Regions from separate parts of the Homo sapiens genome. Here all the other regions are linked to region 1. Evidence: chromatin contacts called from ENCODE Hi-C data. All regions are on one chromosome and are shown on one strand. Each heading gives the region's core, a stretch centred on a gene start or an enhancer-like site at or near the end of the contact. The rest is flanking DNA. Distances are from core to core; before and after follow the strand shown.

Region 1 (2,730 bases), core at 158-2,657:
TTGAGCTAGCTACAGCCTTTAACAACTAAGTAAAGTATACTCCTGTAAATAGGATTTGAAGCGTGTTTGTTTCTCTCTGCCTAGTTCCTCTAGAATTTGAAAACTAGTTATAAGTATTCTTAAATTACAACAATATAGTTTGCATCAATGCAACAAGAATCCATTTTCTTTTGCAACAGGACACAATTGGAAAAACTGGTTGTTTTACCAAGGCTTTGACTGGAAGGGTGTGTTCCCCTTTAAGGAGTCAGGCTTGACTTGTAAAGCCAATAAAAAGCACCTTAGGAAACTGGCCTCATACCTAGACTACAGCTTCTCAGTACAGGGCTCCTAGCCTGCGGTGAGTAAAGAATGTCACTTTCTAACAGGCCTAGAAACCCCATGCACCTGGAACCTCAAGAAGAAAGAAGTTTACCCAATTCGCATGTATTTAAAGGTTTCAACCCATTCCTGGGCTTGGCTTTAAAAGGTCCTATCTGAGATTCCTTATGGAAAAAGTTTCCATCAAAGCTGATCTAAAAGATGGTTATTCTTGCTGGACTTTATGCAAATAATCAGACCAAGTTTAAAACTAAAGTCTGTTTTGCAAACAGCTCAGTCCTACCATAAGTTGTTTTTAACAAAAATGAGGACTAAAGAGAGAAAAATTATGTTTTAAAACTTATACATCTGTCATTGGCTTGTAGTCTCATTAATTGTTTTTAAGTTCTTGCCTACATTTTAAACTAACCCTGTTTATTTCTGTCAATCTCTGGCTGCAGCTCAAAGGAAACAAAAAAGCATGGGTAATGTAAAAATCTGGAAACATGTTCTAGTTCTGGGCAATTATCCTACAAATACTGACAGGTAACCTATAACCCCAAGGTTTCCTTTTTTTCAGGGAAGGTGAGACCAAGGAAGCTAAACAAAGCCAAGCCCCATACACCCACTTACAATAGCACAATCCATTTAAATGGCTTGCAGGTATCAAACAAACTCAGTAGTCATGGTTATGGCCTATTGTGCCCCCATTAATAATGGCAGTCTTAATACTCACAGTTGAACCCTATATTCTAAGCCCCCTTGTAAACTTTATCTCTTCTCACCTAGAAACCACCAAGCTTCAAATGGTGCTTTAAATAAAGCTGAAAATGAAACCTCCCTTCTACCAGGAACCCTTAAATCAACCCCAGGAGGAGCCCTAGCTGCTGTTCCCCACACAATGCCCCTCTCCAGCAGGAAGTAGCCAGAAGAAGTCATCACCCAATTCCCCCTAACGGCAGTTAGGGATTCCATTTCAGAGGGGGGAAATATGTTATAGGAGGCAGAGAGAAATTATTTAGGTGAGTCCCTGGCAGAAAACTTTCCTTTTAACAAAAAGCAGCTCAGACATAGCTCCCTTTCTAATCTCATGCAGTTCAAAAAGTCACTTCTCTTCTAACAACAAGCAGCCTGAAAGAGCAAACAGTAAAACACAGATAAGACAGCTCCCACACAGAAGGAGCTGGGGAAAATCTCCTGGGTAATCACCAAACTTCACACCTATACAGTGGGTCTCAGTGAAACAGTGGGCCTTAATAAGCACATTCCTTTCCCTTTTAGGTGTACTAAGATAGGGAAGCTAAAAGCAGACTTGAGCCTGTAATCCCAGCACTTTGGGAGGCCGAGGTGGGCGGATCACTAGGTCAGGAGATCGAGACCATCCTGGCTAACACGGGTGCTTTCTGTATGTCAAGTGCCACACTATTAATTCTTTTTTTTTTTTTTTGAGACAGAGTTTTGCTCTTGTTGCCCAGGCTGGAGTGCAATGGCACGATCTCGGCTCACCACAATCTCCGCCTCCCAGGTTCAAGCGATTCTCCTGCCTCAGCCTCCTGAGTAGCTGGGATTACAGTCATGCACCACCATGCCTGGCTAATTTTGTATTTTTATTAGAGATGGGGTTTCTCCATGTTGGTCAGGCTGGTCTTGAACTCCCCACCTCAGGTGATCCGCCCACATCAGCCTCTCAAAGTGCTGGGATTACAGGTGTGAGCCACTGTGCCTGGCCTCACACTATTAATTCTTTTAATTTACTTACCCATCTTGTGAGATAGGTACTACTTTATTACCATTGTAGTTCCTGTTTTACAGAGGAGGATAGTAGACACACTAAGATAAAGTTATTTGTGAAGCTAACCACACACCTAGTAAGTGGCAGAGCTAGGGTTTGAACCCATGCCATCTGCCTTTGGAGATTCTAAGATGATAGACCCTCACTTTGGTATGACTTCCATCTGTGAAAGCCCCTCCTACAAAACCCCTCACTGCCACTCCATCCTAAAATCTAGATGGAGTCTCGGACTGACCACAAACTAGTTCACTTTTTCTCTTATTCCTTCCTCACAACTTAGACACTCAATGATCTTGTAGTTGCCAAAGACTAGGACTTTTTCAGTCTTTTTCTCACCACCTAATCTAAAGAGACACCTGTGGTCAGTTGGACCTTGTGGCTAACTCGCTGGAGAAATTGCAGTTGAAGTTGAAGGGCTACTCTTAACCTTCACATTTATCTTGCCCTGTTGATATCCACAGCACTAGGCATGGTATGTTCTTTGGAACACATGCCCAGTGAGTCCCAAAGTCACAAGGTTATTTGATTTATTTTATTAGCATGAGCTTGCTTATTGGCCCATTTTTAAATGCAATGTATTATGTACAGTTCAATGTACTATGGACAGGACTGCTTAAGTTAATTTGAACTAAATGTAT
Region 2 (2,730 bases), core at 136-2,635, 820 kb before region 1:
CTTTAGTAAGTCTAAGGTAGGTGGGGTACAGGATTCTGTATTCTGAATAAGCAACCCAAGGTTCTGATGCAGCTGGTTCAGGGAACACATTTTGAGATCCACCTCTTGAGGCTGGAGTATCTGAGGCCAAGGATGTAAGCAGGACTCCAGTATTGAGACAGGATCCATATGATAAAACTTAGGGGACAGCTTGAGCTCAGAAACAGGGCAGAGCTGAATGTTTAAGTGCTTCCCTTGGTTAGTATTGGCTCAGGTTTTGGTGCCTTGAACTAAGAAGTGCTGGGGACCATAGAGAGAGATGCCATGTCATGCTAGGTCACACTTGCATCTGCTGACTCCCTGCTTTCTTTGCAATGGAACCCCCTTTGATTGACTTCATTGTGTTTATATCCAATAATCCTTTCTTAACAATAGTGTTCATTGTGTAGTACATGCTGACTAGTTTAAAAAACTTTTAAACTGATTGTATACATATGGACATTGTATTCTTAAGTAGAATTTAACTCATTTTGCAACTGATGTTAAAGCCACCGCCACACAGAATATCTCAGTGAAACAGGGGAGTTCGTTCCTGGTATAAACGGGGAATGGTGAAGAAATAAGAGGAAGGACAGAACAGGGGGCAGACAGGTGGAGCCGGTGTAGGAGTGAGATAGTGGGAGTGATAGGTGTGGGTATTTGTTTATAGGGTTAGAATTAGGGTTACAGGAGGCAGGGAGTTCAGAGGTGTGGAGTTCTAGGGAAGGGGTCAGCTATAATGGAGTCGGGCTGGGTGAAATATTCTGAGTTGGTGAAGTTTAGGAACTACAGGAGCTTGTAGAGCTCATTGAAGTAGTGCAGGTACGTTGAATGTTCGAGTGTCCTCTTCAAGCTCTAGGCCCTGGACTCGGGAGTGTGATAGGAGTTCCCTAGTGGCGGTGGAGGGCCTCATCCTCCAGATATATTTGATAATTCTTGGAGGTACAGATTCCTGTCAAAAGCAAGTGCAAAGGGACTAGGAAGGACAAGTTGGTTGATTCATTCATTCACTCACTTTCCCTAGGGACCGTCCCTACTTGGTGGTGGCACTGCTCTGGCCCCTAGATACAGTGCTGAGCATGGCACACCCTCACTCAGCTGGCATTCTAGTGGGGTGACAATAATTAACAAATAGATAGGTAATCTAATTTCAGGATGTGCAGAGCTATGAAGAAAAATAAAGGAAGCGAAGAGGTGAGGGAGTGGCGATTTTAGATTAGGGGGAGTGTCGGGGAGAGCCTCTCTGAGAAGGCGATGTTTGGCAGAGACCTGAGGTGAGGAAGCCTGGTGGAGAATGGAGAGGCGTGTGGCCAGGCAGTGTTTGTGGCATGGCCTGACTTCATGCTGGGAGATTCTTGGGCCTGTGGATATTTTCATGACTGTTGTGGGAGACAAGCTTGCTGGGTCAGGCTCTATTTTGGGGTGGGCACTGACTCACCGCCCAAGTGTTGGGCAACTGGTATGCTGCTGTGAGATTGTTTCTGCTGTAAAATGAGGATCTTCCTAGCTACCTCTGTTTTACAACAATCTCATGAGAATTGGTCAGTGTCTTTCTAGAAAGTGTTTTTATTACACAATATCTTGCATGTATGCCACAGGATAAGTTGTCAGCAACCAACTCAGCTGTGTTCTCAGAGAGCAAAGTTTGGGCTGGTCCATTGAGCGCTGACACTGAGTTGATCCCCCGCAAAAGGCCTTGAACTCCTGCTGATTTTCTTGGTTTTCGTGCACTGCTGAGCTCCTGATTCAGAGCCTGAAGCCCTAGGTTCTGATTCCTACTCTATTGCTGACAACCCATGGGGACCAAGCTTTGTCTGAGTGTGTCCATGGATCTCCCAGAGGAGCAGCAGGAGGCCTGGGAGTATAGTCTATGAGGAATATGCAGATTTCCCCTTAGTTTCATCTTACCCATGTTCAGCATGGTGGCCATGGCCAGGGTAGTGTATTTAAGTGGCAGAAAATTCATGAAAATATTTCAAAGGGAGCAGAGAAATGCTGGGCCTTGGGGAGTCAAAGCTGGTTAAAAAGACCCCTGGAGAGAAGGACACTGTCTTGAGGGCACTTTCTTTCTCTCCCACGAACTGAGCTGAGATGTTTAGGCCGATTCGTGCACAGCGCTGGCCCTATGCTTGCTCTGGATGCATGGTCGACAGCAATGCAGCAAGTCAGACACGCAGTTACCTGATACGCACCCGGCCAAATGCTGAAGAGATAAGGGTTGTGAGTCAGTGTGGTGCTTGGTCCACTTACCCCTAAGTGTCTCCTACCAACCTTCCAAGATTCCTCTGATTTGGTCCAAAATACTTTCCCTGATTGAGTGCTGACGAGGTGCCAGGTATCGTGCTAACGCCTTGGTGTACTTCATCTTGCTTATTCTTCTGTGCAGCTCACTGAGGTGGGGACTATTATACCATTTTACAGATGAGGAAGCTGAGGTTCACTCACTTGCACTAAGTCACACAATGAGTGAGCATCAGAGGTCAGACTAGACACCAGTCCCTCCTCTGCCTGCCAACAGCCAGGTGGCTGCTCTTTTTCCCCTGCCCTCCCCAGGCTCCCGGAAGTCCCTTGGCTTGTGCACATGCAAACTCACACATACACAAAGCCAGATGTGCTGGAGAATTTACCTACTCCTGGATGGCCTGTAACCAAAGACAGTCAGTGTGGTCAGAGAGTATCACGGCCCTTGCCTCCTGGTGGGACAATTCAGAA
Region 3 (2,730 bases), core at 149-2,648, 800 kb before region 1:
GGGGCTGTTTGCTGATTGAACACAATTGTAAGCTTGCCACACTGCTGGTCTTTTCCCCAGTCCACTTCCACAGTTGCCTCAGTCCCTCAACACCTGCCCTGCCTTAGTGAGCAGGTCTTTTGCAGGTCTTAGTTCCTTCCTTTTCTGCCCACTCCATGAGGCTTCCAGGAACCAGCAGGTTTCTCAGCCAAGTCTAGAGCAAGGACTGAAAGGAGTGGCTAGAGGGAGCAGAGAATGCCCCTCCTGGGGGACTGTGAGACATACTGCCACGGGAACGGAGCTGGAGCATCGCCCGGGAGAGGGGAAGAGAGGTGAGGATGGAAGATTAGAATCAATGGTAATTCACAAATTTTTAGCATGAAGACCCCTTTTAAACACCAACACAGACCTCACAGGAGAGGAACTTTACTTTTAGTGTCTATTGCTGGAGAAGAAAAGTTTTGACAAAAAATTTACAATTGTCTGGGCACAGTGGCTCACACCTATAATCCCAGCACTTTGGGAAGCCAAGGCAGGCAGATCACTTGAAGCCAGGAGTTCGAGACCAGCCTGGCCAACATGGCAAAACCCTGTGTCTACTAAAAATATTATATAAAAATTAGCTGGGTGTGGTGGTGCGAGCCTGTAATCCCAGCTACTCGGGAGGCTGAGGCACAAGAATCACTTGAACCCGGGAGGTGAAGGTTGCATTGAGTTGAGATCACACCATGCACTCCAGCCTGGGTGACAGCATGAGACTCTGTCTCAAAAAACAACAACAAAAATTACAATGAATTCAGAAATACTTTGAAATAAATTTAAATGTTATTAATCTCATCACACCTTCACACATGCTGATTTGTCGGAGCTGAAGGTAAGAATATCAATGTCTTTATAGACCCTTTGCAATAACGCCAAAGCCACTTGGACACCATGATCAACAGAATTGCTGATGTGGACTAAAATAGGACTTCAGTGATTCTGAAGTGGATTTGAAGGCACCTTGAGGGAGACATGGAGTCACATGGGTGAAGTCCCCTAGGACCTCAGATTTTGGAGAACGTCATGGGGAAGCAGAGGAGGGGCAGTGGAGATGAGGAACAGGCAGTGCTTTCTCTTGGAGGCAGACACTTCTTGTGGGAACTGCAGCCACGTCTCAAGTGGTTTCTTTGATTGTATTTTTAGTCTCCTCATTTGAGAGTCAGGTGGCTGGCTGCAACCTTTTGCTCACATGTCCCCCCAAACAGGAAGCTGGCTGTCTTTTGCCATTATCTGTCATCTCTCAGCTCTGACAAACAAGTTCATGTGTCATCGGGACAGGCCGAGACAGAAAATTTACCTTGAAGTCTTGAATAATCTTGAATGTGAAGAAGCAAAAGCATATTTAAAAGAAACCCATTTCTGGTTCCCATGATTGCCCTGCGCATCATCAGTTTCCCAGCCATTGGTTGGGATCATGTGATGTTGCCCTACACCCCTCACACTAAAAGTGTTTATTGAAGTATATTTTGGAGGAACTTAGGCAACTTGGAGATCCCCCACCTGCCTCTGTCCTCATAAAGCCTCTTCAGACTCTCCTGGCATTTTGTTAGCTCAACAATGCAACAAGTTACAAAGGCACCACGATGCTGACTGGAGCATCAACTGTACTGCCTCCTAGCAGTGTGAACTTGCATCGCTCTTTGAATTCTCTATTTGCTCCTTTATACAAATGCTAATTCTAACACCTTCCCTTTTTTACCTGTTAAATAAAATACACTTGTTAAAAAATAAAATTTATTTGTTAAGTGAAATAATGACTGGGAATGTGTCTAGCACAGATCTTGGTGCATACTAAGTGATAAATATGTCCTTCCTCTGTCCCTCTTTCTCTTCTTTTTCCAGACTTTCTGCTAGATGCTGCTAGAAATAAATACCCAAGTATGACCTAGAAGCTGCTTTGAGATGCTTGTCTCAACTGACCTTAGTACTCTGGGTGCTCCACAAAAGGGGAAAGCAAGGTGCCCAGTGGAGCACAGAGGAGGGAGGGATTCCATGTTGGGGAATAGGAGAAGCCGTCAAGGAAGAAGTAGCTTTTAAGAATGAACTTCATGAATAGGTAGGATTTCTCTACAATTCTTCTTTTCCTTTTTATTTTTAGTTTTTTAGAGACAGAGTCTTGCTCCGTCACCCAGGCTAGAGTACAGTGGTGTGATCATGGCTCACTGCAAACTTGAACTCCCAGGCTCAAGCAATCCTCCCTCCTCAGCTTCCCAAGTAGCTGGGACTATAGGCATGCAACACCACAACAGGCTAATTTTTACATTTTTTGTAAAGACGAGGTCTCACTATGTTGCTCAGGCTGGTCTTGAAATCCTGGGCTCAATTGATTCTCCTACCTTGGCCTCCCAAAGTGCTGGGATTATAAGCTTAAGCCATTGTGCCCAGCCCTTAAACAATTATTGACCCAGAATTTTAAATGTCCAGAGGTGGGGTTCCAAGCACCGTCTAGTCAAGACTCTGGCTCTCTTCCTCTCTGGATCTTTTGACTTAGCTCTCTCTCTTGTGTTGGTTTTGTACTTAGGTGGAAGGATACCAGGGAGTAACTCACCTGTCCCCTGCCAACTAAGTTCCCAGAAAAATGCCACATGTGCAAATGTTCACATACTATTGTAGGGGTTCACAGACTTTCTGGATCGATCCATTGATCCCAGATGTAATAACTCTGAATCAAGAAAATAGCCCTGGCCGGGCATGGTGGCTCATGCCTGT

What was found. Hi-C counts contacts between places; a loop is a spot of excess contacts on that map. Pooled maps may share reads with other maps.
Region 2: a pooled map shows a loop between it and region 1 (2.4-fold over the local background). The contact joins two enhancer-like sites. A Hi-C loop is called at or near these places in 2 of 37 single-sample maps with no recorded cell type and 3 of 50 pooled maps.
Region 3: a loop to region 1 is called in a pooled map, with 2.4 times the contacts of the local background. The contact joins two enhancer-like sites. A Hi-C loop is called at or near these places in 2 of 37 single-sample maps with no recorded cell type and 2 of 50 pooled maps.

What each region holds. Positions count from the first base shown.
Region 1 is chr3:182,714,973-182,717,702 of GRCh38, reverse strand. No RefSeq gene overlaps it. Among named protein-coding and RNA genes, the nearest start is that of LINC02031, 72 kb to the right of the region's middle. RefSeq lists a cis regulatory region at 2,436-2,525. Within about 2 kb of position 1,407, at least 2 of the 41 ENCODE cell types and tissues checked have a DNase peak (open chromatin) inside an H3K27ac peak, as active enhancers do.
Region 2 is chr3:183,536,290-183,539,019 of GRCh38, reverse strand. All of the region lies in intron 1 of KLHL6 (kelch like family member 6), which reads left to right. Among named protein-coding and RNA genes, the nearest start is that of KLHL6-AS1, 11 kb to the left of the region's middle. Within about 2 kb of position 1,385, at least 10 of the 41 ENCODE cell types and tissues checked have a DNase peak (open chromatin) inside an H3K27ac peak, as active enhancers do.
Region 3 is chr3:183,514,944-183,517,673 of GRCh38, reverse strand. All of the region lies in intron 2 of KLHL6 (kelch like family member 6), which reads left to right. Among named protein-coding and RNA genes, the nearest start is that of KLHL6-AS1, 32 kb to the left of the region's middle. RefSeq lists an enhancer at 1,065-1,344. Within about 2 kb of position 1,398, at least 8 of the 41 ENCODE cell types and tissues checked have a DNase peak (open chromatin) inside an H3K27ac peak, as active enhancers do.